2 separate regions of the Homo sapiens genome follow, and region 1 is linked to region 2. Evidence: chromatin contacts called from ENCODE Hi-C or POLR2A ChIA-PET data. All regions are on one chromosome and are shown on one strand. Each heading gives the region's core, a stretch centred on a gene start or an enhancer-like site at or near the end of the contact. The rest is flanking DNA. Distances are from core to core; before and after follow the strand shown.

Region 1 (5,680 bases), core at 2,741-5,240, 1.0 Mb before region 2:
TTTGTTTTGTAAAATGACCAACCTTCCAGGTTTGCCCAGAGCCTTTCAGTGCTAAAACTGAGATAGTCCTGGGCAAAGGGGATGACTGGGTGACCTCTTCACTCACGAGGCCAGTGAAATCAAAGGAATATGTAAGCATAAATGAACTTGGCTAGGAATTAGGAAATGCAGTTTCTAATCCTAATTCACAACTTATTAATATTATGACCTTGGCCGGGCACGGTGGCTCACGCCTGTAATCCCAGCACTTTGGGAGGCTGACGCAGGCGGATCACGAGGTCAGGAGATCGAGACCATACTGACTAATACATTAAAACCCCGTCTCTACTAAAAATACAAAAAATTAGCCGGGCGTGGTGGCGGGCACCTATAGTCCCAGCTACTCAGGAGGCTGAGGCAGGAGAATGGCATGAACCCAGGAGGCGGAGCTTGCAGCGAGCCAAGATCGTGTCACTGCACTCCAGCCTGGATGACAGAGCGAGACTCCGTCTCAAAAAAAAAAAAACGAGATATTATGACCTTAAATTGGCCATTTAAATTATCTTTCAGCTTTTATACCTGTAAAATGGCGATAACATTATCTACTTTACTTCACACTAAAGTTTGAAGATCAACTTAAATAATGTATTTAAAAGATTTTTATTAAAATACCATACGCATATTAAGACAAAGATGTAGCCCACTTGTTTCTGTTTAGAATTTACTATTTACTGCCAAAAAATAACAACCCAGGCCGGGTGCGGTGGCTCACGCCTGTAATCCCAGCGCTTTGGGAGGCCAAGGTGTGTGGATCATCTGAGGTCGGGAGTTCAGCACCAGCCTGGCCAACATCATGAAACCCTGTCTCTACTAAAAATTCAAAAACATTAGCCGGGCATGGTGGTAGATGCCTGTAATCCCAGCTACTTAGGAGGCTGAGGCACGAGAATCGCTTGATCCCAGGAGGTGAAGGTTGCAGTGAGCCGAGATGGCCACCACTGCACTCCAGCCTGGGTGACAGAGCAGGACTCCGTCTCAAAAAAAAAAAAAAAGCAACCCAGCAATCTCATTCCTAATTATACACCCAAGAGAAAAGAATTCATACATTGAGCAAATGACAGGAATGTTTATAATAGCTCAAAACTGGAAACAATAACGCGTACATCAGTGGGAGAATAGATAAATAAATGTTGGCATAGCCAAAGGTGGAATACTACTCAGCAGTAAGAAGGAATGAACTACCAACACCACCACATAGTACTCATAGACACTATGCTCAGTGAAAAAAACATCTGAGCACAAAAGAGTACATACTGTATGGTTCCATTTAAAGGTCACGAACAACAAAATTCATTGATGATGACAGAAGTGAAAATTGTGATTTCTAGCTGGGAGTGGTGGCTTATACCTGTAATCCCAGCTGCTCGGGAGGCTGAGGCAGGAGAATGGCTTCAACCCGGGAGGCGGAGGTTGCAGTGAGCTGAGATCACACCAGTGCACTCCGGCCTGGGTGGACAGAGCAAGACTCCATCTCGAAAAATAAAAAAAAAAAATCTTGGTTTCTTCTGGCAAGGGCGGCTGTAGACTTGAACCGGCACAAGGAGCCTTTTTGAGGAGCAAGAAATGTTAAAGAATCTAGATTTTGCCAGGCTCGGTGGCTCATGTCTGTAATCCCAGCACTTTGGAGGCCAAGGAGCGGGGGGCGGGGGGGTGGATCACCTGAGGTTAGGAGTTCCAGACCAGCCTGACTAACATGGAGAAACCCCATCTCTGCTAAAAAATACAAAATTAGCCGGGCATGGTGGCGCGTGCCTGTAATCCCAGCTACGCAGGAGGCTGAGGCAGGACAATCACTTTAACTCGGGAGTTGGAGGTTATGGTGAGCCAATGGCGCCATGCACTCCAGCCTGGGCGACAGTGCAAGACTCCCATCTCAAAAAAAAAAAAAAAAATTAGCTGGGCATGGTGGTGCAAAAAAAAAATCTAGATCTTGATCCGGTTAATGTTTATGCCTGTGAATACAGATATAAATATTCACCCAACTGTAAACTCCAGATTAGTGCATTTTTATCTGCTTTATTGCATGTGCCCTTCAGTAAAGTAGAAAAAAATAAAAGACAAAAATAAAGGAAGGAAGAACTCACCCTCAATTCTATCACCACTAGAAAACAATGTTTTTTTTTTCTTGAAATGTTTGCATTCTAACCGCCCCAGCACTAAGAAGAGGTTCAGTTTTGTAATTGGAACGTCTGATGAGCATCTGATGAGTGGATCTAGAGGTTATCCCCTCATGTCGAGTTGATGATGATATTTCAGCTTCTAGACTTGAGCAAGATGACAGCAAAGGGAAGCGGAAACCCTGGGTCACTGGTTCAGGAAGACGGCCAGGTTTACATCAACGTTGCAACAAATCTGGTGGCTTTTTTTTTCGTTTCGTGTTGCTGTTTCTTTTCTTCCTCTTCATCTTTGGGTCCGTTTGCTACTTTTCTTGGATTGATTTTCCACTCTACCCCACTACACAACGTACTCTTTGGGGAGGAGGGGGGTCTTTACATTTTCTTCCACTCTCCGACTTTCCCATATTTTCTCATGTGTCTCAGTGAATTCAATGGTATGTGCTAACATTTTCTTTTATGAGTCTATTCCAGGGGCTCACATCCTGTCCCCTGCCCGAGGAGCCTTCCAGTAGCCTTTACAGCCGCATTCTCAGGCTTTCATCCACTCTTTTTGAAACAGCGCCTGTGACATTCCCACTCATTACAGCGTGCCCCTCCCATGCCTCCAGGAAATTCTCTGTTTTCCCACCGGTTTTCTACTCAGCAGCTATTCTCAGTCTAATGCGCTTCATTCACCGTCAGCCTTCCTCAGGAAGACATAAAAAAAGGGTGAAAAAGAACATTTATTTCTCAGGAAGGATTGGTCAGCTGACTAAGTTGTCTGAGGGTCTAAAAAGATGAGGGGGTAACTCAAAGCATAAATGCTTGAGGAGATGGATACCCCATTCTCCATGAGGTGATTATTTTACATTGCATGCTTGCATTAAAACATCATGGACCCCATAAATATATACACCTACTACATACTCACAAAAAAATTTTTTTAATTGTTTTTAAAGGGGAAGGGGAAGGATTAGCAGAAATACTATAGGTGAAGGGGAAACAAAAGTATGTGTCTTATTGTATGCGCCTTCCCTTTTACATTGAGTTGCTCTAGTTTCCCGGTTGTTTCTGTTTCCGTAGTGTTTGGTTCATACGTGGTACTTACGTAAATATTTCACCAACATATGAAAAAGTGAATGCGTGAGGGAGAAAACCTGTAAGTCGTGATTGAAAAATGACAGGCTAACTGCCCAAGATTCAGGATGCTGAGCTTTCTAAGATGATGAAAATTTCTGTGCGGATTGGGGTAGTGGCAACACTGGTGTGTGTGTGTGTGTGTGAGAGAGAGAGAGAGAGAGAAAAGTCGTCCACCTGCACACCTAAAAGGTTTGAATTGTATTGTGTACATTTTATACATAAAATTGACTTTAAAAAAGACTCAGCGTGCTGCTCGGGCATAATGAAGGGAGAGAGTTTGTAAACATAGGAGGCTGTGTGGAAGCGTGAAATGTGAAACGTGGAGTGTACGTGGGAAAGAAGAGCAATAAAAGGACCTGCAGCTAAAGAGGCAACGTGGTCGGGTGAGAGGAGGGGATGGGGATGGAAACTCACACAGCTGAGTGGGGCTAAAAGGGACGTTTGAGGATTACTGGCCTAGCACAAAACATCTGCCCTTAAGGCGAAACCCTCTTAAAACCTTTGGCGGCTTTCCAGAGAAGACGCCGATTCCTGAAAATTGCAAGGCTCTCCGGCGGGCTGGGAGTGGGAGGCGCTCCCGGTGTCCCCCAGCATGTGGGAGTCGGCGGGACCTGAGCCCCGCCTTCCTGCAGCGGCCGGGACGTGCCGTGTGGCACGCTACCCGCCGCGCGCGCATCCTGTCCCCCGCCCTCGGAATCCCAGCACGGGGGCCGAGCCCCGAGCTACATTCCTCCTCCTCCTTCTTCGCCACCCAAAGACTCACGCATACACACATTTTTCTTTCGTATCTGCTGTCTCAGCCTCCCTCGGGCCAATTTGGGTAAATGCGTCCAAGAGGAAGAAATAAAAATGAAAAGACTGACAGTTTAAAAGCATGTGGAGGGCTTAGAAGATAAAGACGAGTGCAAGAAAGGGAGAGCGCGGCCGGCCGCGGTGTCTCACGCCTGTCATCCTAGCACTTTGGGAGGCCGAAGAGATCGGATCACTTGAGGTCCGGAGTTCAAATCCAGCCTGGCCAACATGGTGAAACCCCGTCTCTACTAAAAATACAAAAAAATTAGCCGGACCTGGTGGCGGGCGTCTGTAATGCCAGCTACTCGGGAGGCTGAGGCGGGAGAATCGCTTGAACCCGGGAGGCGGAGGTTGCAGTGAGCCGAGATCGCGCCACTGCATTCCAGCCTGGGCAACAGACTGAGACCCTGCCTCAAAAGAAAAAAAGAAAAAAAAAAAAGGAGAGCGCGTACTGTTGCGGAAGGGGCACTGCTCGAGAAACAGAGACGAAGGGATGATTTTCAAGTAATCAAGACACCGAGAAAGACAAGATTGGGGATGGAAGAGCAGTAAGAATTAATGGAGACGTCCAAGAATTGTAGTTCGGGCGCGGTGGCTCATGCCTGTAATCCCAGCACTTTGGGAGGCTGAGGTTAGTGGATCACCTGAGGTCAGGAGTTCGAGACCAGCCTGTCCAAATGGCGAAACCCCATCTCTACTAAAAAATACAAAAATTAGCCGAGCATGGTGGCGCACGCCTGTAATCCCAGCTACTGGGGAAGCTGAGTCAGGAGAATAGCTTGAACCTGGGAGGTGGGAGGTGGAGGTTGCAGTTAACCGAGCCACTGCATTTCAGGTTAGGTGACAGAGTGAGGCTATGTCTCCAAAAAAAAAAAAAAAAAAAAAAAAAAGAAGAAGAAGAAAAGCAAATGGGTAGTTTGTTTTGCATGCTTCTTGCCAGGCAGAAAAGGTGCTTGAGAGGAGAAAGAAGTGGAAAACTGGAAAGGGGGGGAATCTAAATCAAGGACTTTATTTTCCTTACTGTTGAGTTGTAAATACAGTCCTCCTTTGACATTTATCTTCCCCTTTTTCTATGGTTTAAAAACAGGTGATTTGGCTGGGCATGGTGGCTCACACCTGTAATCCCAGCAGTTTGGGAGGCCAAGGCAGGCGGATCACTTGAGATTACGAGTTCAAAGACCAGCTTGGTCAACATGGTGAAACCCTGTCTCTACTAAAAATACAAAAATTAGCTGGGTGTGGTGGCAGGCACCTGTAGTCCCAGCTACTCGGGAGTCTAAGGCAGGAGAATCGCTTAAACCCAGGAGGTGGAGGTTGCAGTGAGCCGAGATCGCACCATTGCACTCCAGCCTGGGAGACAGAGTGAGACTCCGTCTCAAAAGCAAAACAAAACAAACAAAAAACAACGTGATTTATATATCATGGCGTTGTATTTATGTATTATGTAGTTTTTTTTCTTTTGACACAGGGTCTCACCCTGTTGCCCAGACTGGAGTGTAGCAGAGCGATCACGGCTTCACTGCAGCCTCAGACTCCTGGGTTGAAACAACCCTCCCACCTTCCTGAATACCAGCTATTGTCCCAGCTTCCTGAATACCTGGGACAATAGTTGG
Region 2 (5,685 bases), core at 907-3,406:
AACCTGCCCCGGGGGAAGGGGAGGAGCCTCAGGTAGGGTTAGGCCCTGGGGCAGGGTTAGGCCCAGCCAGGACCATAGGGAGGAGCTGTTCAGGGGGATGGGGCCTGGAAAGGCAGAGGGAATCAGGGAAGGAGAGATGGGGGTTGTCAGGTCCGCAAGAGACTGACACCAAGGCTAAGTCACAGGCGCATTTATTATTGTCTGGAACATCAAGGCCTTTCCTCCCCTGGCAGTGGCACAAGGGAGGGCCAACTCTCAGGAGGCGGCCACGCTGCCACCAGCAGCAGGCCCATGGGGTGGCAGGGTCATGGGCGGCAGAAACAGCGCCTTCAGCTTGCCTGACAGGCTGGCGATCTCAGGATCCTGGGCTTCGTAGGACTTGACCAAGCGAGCAAACTTAAGGACACCTGCAAGAGGGAGTGGAAGGTCAACCCTTCTCCTAAGGACCAGCGTGCCTAAGACACCTGGAGGGGGTGGTAGTCTAAGCATGAACTGCTCCCCCACTGGCTGGGCAGCTGTTTGCCAAACAGGACGCATGCAGGCCTCTGTCCCGTGTGGTTTGGATGATGACATTTGGTCTACACTGGGCACAACTAGATGGGATGCAGTGAATGAAAATGTCCCAAGGCAGTGTGCTTCTTGCTCTCAGGTGAACCATTTTAGCAGTTTAGTCACTGGAACCCCAAGAATGAACACGAGACCCCAGGTCTGTAGCTGGAACTCAGGAAGGCTATGAGGCAGCAGAGCTGAATCAGTCAACACCTTTGGGGAACACCAGGATCTCACCAAAAATTTAACCACCAACCCCCCCCAAACAAAAATTAGCTGAAACACCCTGGAGAGACTGCAGCCACTGCTGTCATGCAGACATGTCACTAAAAGGTGGCACAACAGCATTTAAGTCCAGCTCTGCTACTCGAGAGTCTGCACCATTAGAGTTTGCTTCCTCATCACAAAATGGAATAATAATGTGATTAACAGTACAGGTTGACCATCCTTAATTAGAAAATCCAAAATCTGAAATTATGAGTGCCAGTGTGAGGCCGAAAATGGAAAATTCCACACCTGACTTCATAGTGGGGGGTGGGGGAGACTGTAGTCAAAACGCAGTCAAAACTTTGTCTCATGCACAAAATTATTCAGACTATTATATAAAATTACCCTCAGGCTATGTGCATAAGGTGCGTGTATATGAAACAAAACAATTTCGTGTTCAGATTTAGGTCCCATCCCCCAAGATATCCATGTATATGTAAATATTCCGAAATCTGAAAAAACCCGAAACACTTCCGGTCCCAACCATTTCGGGTAAGGGATACAGAACCTCTACTGTACAAAACGCAACTCGGACGCACAAGCTCAGGGTAGACCCTGGGCTCTGAGTGCCAAGAATGTTAGTCAGATTGTGGCTGCCGCCGTGTGGCGAGAAAGGGGACAACCGCTCATGGGCCCACAGATCCGGCGCCCTCTCCCGACCCAACTCCCGCCTTCCCGCGTCTGACCCGCCTTCCCGCGTCTGACCCACCTTCCCCGTCGCAGCTGAAGCCATAGGCTTTGATAACCTCCTGCTGGATCTGCGTGGCCACGGGCAGCACGAATTGCAGCATCTTACCCATGTCGTTGCAGGCGTTATCCCGAGCCTCGTCCATGCGCACTGCATTCTCCGGGGCGGAGAACGCCTGGATCACCTCCGCGAGGACCACTGCGCGCCAGAAGCATCCCAGGGAGGCGTCCCGGGTAGGCGTCGGAGAACAGACAGCGGGCCCAGCGGAGAGCGCAAGGAATTAGTGGATTGAGGCTGTAGGTAACCCAATAAGATCCCAAGTCTTGGGGGCAAGCGCCCCACTTAGAAGGACGGTACCCGGCGTCCCCTACCCCATTTTCCCGGCGGACGTAGCCAGGTTTGTCGCCCCACATCCTCCGCCCGCATCCTCCCCAGACCAGCAGCCCATGCCTTGACTACCCCAGGCCAGCAGCCTATGCCTTGACTAGGACGATTCTCACCCTTTGCTTGCTCAGCGCTCAAGGCCGCCGGTTGGGTCGAGGCGGACGCCATAGGGCGTCTGAAGCTCTAGGTTCAGCGGAGGTAAATGGAAAACTCACGAATAAAGAGCCACGTCCTACAACCGTTCCCAACGCCCCTGGGAGCGGAAAGGAAACAGCATCCGGCGCAGCCGGAAGCGCCCAGGCGTGGCCCAAACCTTCATACCCCAAGCTTACAACTGCATCAAGACCACCAAAACTACCCATAATTTTTGCACAGTGAAAACAATCTATCATTGGCAACAAACATCATAAGAGGGGCTTTCCGGTAAAAAGCCAGAAAGCCTACTAGACAAATTCTAAAAGAGCTGTAACACTGCTGCGTATGTGTTTGGAGAGAAGATGGGATATAAAGGAACTCCACAATTGATGAGGGTGAGCTTAGGTGACTTTTTTCTTGTTCCTATTACTGTATAAACAACGACGCATGTGGTAACTTTCAGTAGGAAAAATAATATTCTAAGGAACTTACTTAAGTCATTCATTTCTAGAGTTCGCGAACATTTGTTCTCAGCCCATGCAAATGAGTTCGGTGCTGATTGGTTGAGAAAGCAGCCAGTCACAGCCCCTTCGTTGTTGTTAAGCCCGGAGACCTGGATTCGGCAGTAAAGGCCCAGAGCAAAAGCCGTTGTCGCAGTTTCCTAAAGGCCTTGTCTATTGATGAGCGATGGAGCCTAATGCCCGGCCCGATTTCCCTTCCCTTCCAGGCTTTTATCACCCACTCCCTTCTCAAACTGTAGGTGGTTAAGGATGCCAGGTACTAATCGCCTGGACCTATTAAAACTAGCCCACCCCACCCCCGCTTCATAACCGGCTTTGTTTTTTGTTTTTGAGACGGAGTCTTGCTCTGTCGCCAAGCTGGAGTGCAGCTGGGGGGGATCTTGGCTCACCATAACCTCCACCTCCCGGGTTCAAGCGATTCTCCTGCCTCAACCTCCCAAGTCGCTGGGACGACAGGCGCGCGCCACCATGCCCAGCTAATGTTTTGTTTTTAGTAGAGACAGGGTTTTGCCATGTTGGCCAAGCTGGTCTGGAACTCCTGACCTCGTGATCCGCCCGCCTCGGCCTCCCAAAGTCCTGGGATTACCAGCGTGAGCCGTCGCGCCTGGCCTCATAACCGTTTCTTAAAGTATTCCACGGAAAGGTTTCAGGACTCTGAAGCCCTTGTTCCGGAGGACTCTGGTGGCTCCTAGCAGTGAGACCCGTCTGAATAGATTCCTAGAACTGACCACGTCAGAGGTGGGCCTGTCCCAGGCCTCTAGTGTTTGGTTGGTTGGGGTGTCTTTTGTTTGTTTGTTTTGAGATAGGGCCTTGCTCTGTCACCCAGGCTAGAGTGCAGTGGTGCGATCATGACTCACTGTAGCCTCGACCCCCAAGTGATCCTCCCACCTCAGCCTCCTGAGTAGCTGGGACCACAAGTGCACCACAACCCCCAGCTGATTTTGTCTTAAGATGGGGTTTCTCTATGTTGCCCAAGCTGGTTTCCAACTCCTGGGCTCAAGCAATCCACCCGCGTCTCACAGGCATAAGCCACAGAGCCCAGACCGAGGCCTCCACTGGCGCGCAGCGGTCCTGCCCAGCCTTGGGGCAGGAGGGGGCACCAGCACCCATGGTACCGCCTCCAGCTGAGTCAAGGCTCTGGGCTCTTCAGGGATCCCCTCTCCAATTCTTCCCAGCCCCCACACCCCGTTCCTTAAGAAGGTCTGGTCTCTTCCCGCTTCCCTGCCAGGCCCTGGCTGCAGTTCTCTCTAAGCACCGCTGCACTGAGACCCAGCCTCACCCCCATATCCCGCAAAGAATAGTCACAGCCATGTTCCTGGGGAGTTGTGAGGATGTTTTTGTTTGGTTGGTTTTGGTTGGGATGTTTTTTTAAGAGCGTCATATAGATATTTATATATATAAATTATTAGTGTGGGGAAGGGGCAAGGGGCATACATTGCAGAGGGGGCGCGCACACAGGGATCGGGGAGGGGCAGGGGTGGCACACGATGCTACGCAAAACAGCCACATCTAACAGATGAAATAATCACACCAACGGGGCAGGGGAGGGGCGGCGGCCACAGGGGTTGGGCATGGGGGAGGAGAAAAGCAGGGGGGACAAGGAAGAGAGACCTGGTCCAAGATTCTGTGCGCTTTCTGTCCCCATCCTCGCCACCTCCCCACCTCTGCACACCACATCGGGCCTTGGCCTTCTGTCTGTCCCTCCCTCCCCCACTCTCTGTCCAGCTGCGGAGGCCCTGCAACTGAGCAGCACCCTCTTGGCTCTGGGTGGCAGGCCAAGGGCACGGTGGGGGGAGGGTGGGGGTGCTCCAAGGTCCAATGTAGGAGCCATGGTGCTCTCTTGATCGCAGGTTCTACAGTGGCTTGTCGCTTTCCTTCTTCAGGTGACTAGGGAAGGGGCAGTGCATAGCAGAGAGGTAAGAGACTTGAGACCAACTCTGACCTTGCCCCCTCTTACCGAAGGGGTTGGGAGAGGAGGGGTTCCCTCCCCCAGGAGCACGGTGCCCAGCCGTACCATGCCCACAGCTCCTCCCAGGCTCGCTGAGCCCATGTCCCCTGGGCTGGGGCACCCTAGGGTACCTGTAGTAGTCCTCCTGGGCAGGCAGCGGCACACTGTGCAGCGGGTGATGGGCATGCAGCCACTGCTGCTGTTCCAGCGCCAAGCGCTGCAGCTCAGCTGACTGTGCGTGCATGGCCTGCAGCTGATGAGCTGCTGACATCGGGGCAGAAAGGGAGGCCGGCAGGTCCCGGTAAGGGGCAGCTGTGAGCAGGAAGGGCAAGGGGCATATGACCAACGGATAACAAGTACCTGCTCTGGACCAGGGGATAGCCAGCTCCTTTACATACAAAGGTAATGAACTAAAAAGTGAGGTAACACACCCAGTTCTGTAAGTTGCCAGTGGTAGGGTGGAATTGGGATTCGAACCTCTTAGGCTGACACTAAAACTCGTGCTTCTCTTGGGCAGAGCTCCAGCTCTCCTATTCCCATGCCCAGCTCCTCTAGGCACCTCCTCATCCCTCCCCAAGCCCAACTAGGCCCATCCCCCCACCCAAATACCTCCTTTCTGCCCTTTTCTCATTGGAGCTGCCTACCCCAACTTCCATCCTTACCAAAGAGCTGGTGACGAAGAACTTCGTTCTCGTGCAGAGGGTGAGGAAGCAGGGGGTTAGGGAGAGTTCCAGCTGGGTAGGGGATCCGGGTAAGGTGAGACCCTGAGGCCAGGGGGTCAATGAGAGGGTGCACCGAGGCAGAGGCTGGAGGGCAGAGAAGAGGAAGGTGTCACCAGAAGGCAGGTTTGGGGCAAACCATGCATTTGGGTGAAGGGATCCAAGCCTGGGAACTGAGTCAGACAAACACAAGGAGGTCCAAAGTGGAACAAAGGCAGAGTGGAAGAACTAGAGGCCTGGCAGGGGTGGACAGGCTGAGCCCTACTGGAGGAGGGACATATGGATGACACAGGACAGGAGATTACAGTCATCAGAAGGGTCTGAGGGGAAGGACAGAGAGAGGTAGACTGCGTGAAGAAGGTGGAAGATGATAGAAGTTTAGAAAATAAGACAAGAAGAGGCCGGGCACAGTGGCTCAAGCCTATAATCTCAGCACTTTGGGAGGCTGAGGCAGGCAGCTCACCTGAGGTGAGG

Evidence for each region. A loop is a pair of places that touch in the nucleus more often than their neighbours do. ChIA-PET counts read pairs that join two places held with the same protein, here RNA polymerase II (POLR2A). Pooled maps may share reads with other maps.
Region 1: a pooled map shows a loop between it and region 2 (4-fold over the local background). The contact joins the enhancer-like site here to the promoter of C12orf57 in region 2. A Hi-C loop is called at or near these places in 5 of 50 pooled maps. POLR2A ChIA-PET finds 5 or more read pairs at or near these places in 8 of 52 experiments (CD4-positive, alpha-beta T cell, GM12878, OCI-LY7 and 4 more).

What each region holds. Positions count from the first base shown.
Region 1 is chr12:7,969,066-7,974,745 of GRCh38, reverse strand. No RefSeq gene overlaps it. Among named protein-coding and RNA genes, the nearest start is that of SLC2A3, 36 kb to the right of the region's middle. RefSeq lists enhancers at 3,256-3,969, 5,395-5,680. Within about 2 kb of position 3,990, at least 38 of the 41 ENCODE cell types and tissues checked have a DNase peak (open chromatin) inside an H3K27ac peak, as active enhancers do; they include CD4-positive, alpha-beta T cell and GM12878, where a contact is called at or near this core.
Region 2 is chr12:6,940,493-6,946,177 of GRCh38, reverse strand. It overlaps C12orf57 (chromosome 12 open reading frame 57), which reads right to left and starts at 2,156. Exons shown (of 3, transcript NM_138425.4): 1 at 2,005-2,156; 2 at 1,526-1,702; 3 at 176-407. The coding sequence starts at 2,056. The coding sequence ends at 256. It overlaps RNU7-1 (RNA, U7 small nuclear 1), which reads right to left and starts at 2,362; the gene lies at 2,300-2,362. It overlaps ATN1 (atrophin 1), which reads right to left. Exons shown (of 10, transcript NM_001940.4): 8 at 5,155-5,298; 9 at 4,624-4,804; 10 at 3,857-4,431. The coding sequence ends at 4,398. RefSeq lists enhancers at 329-939, 1,500-1,649, 1,189-1,768, 1,660-1,779, 2,080-2,269 and 3 more and a silencer at 1,607-1,866.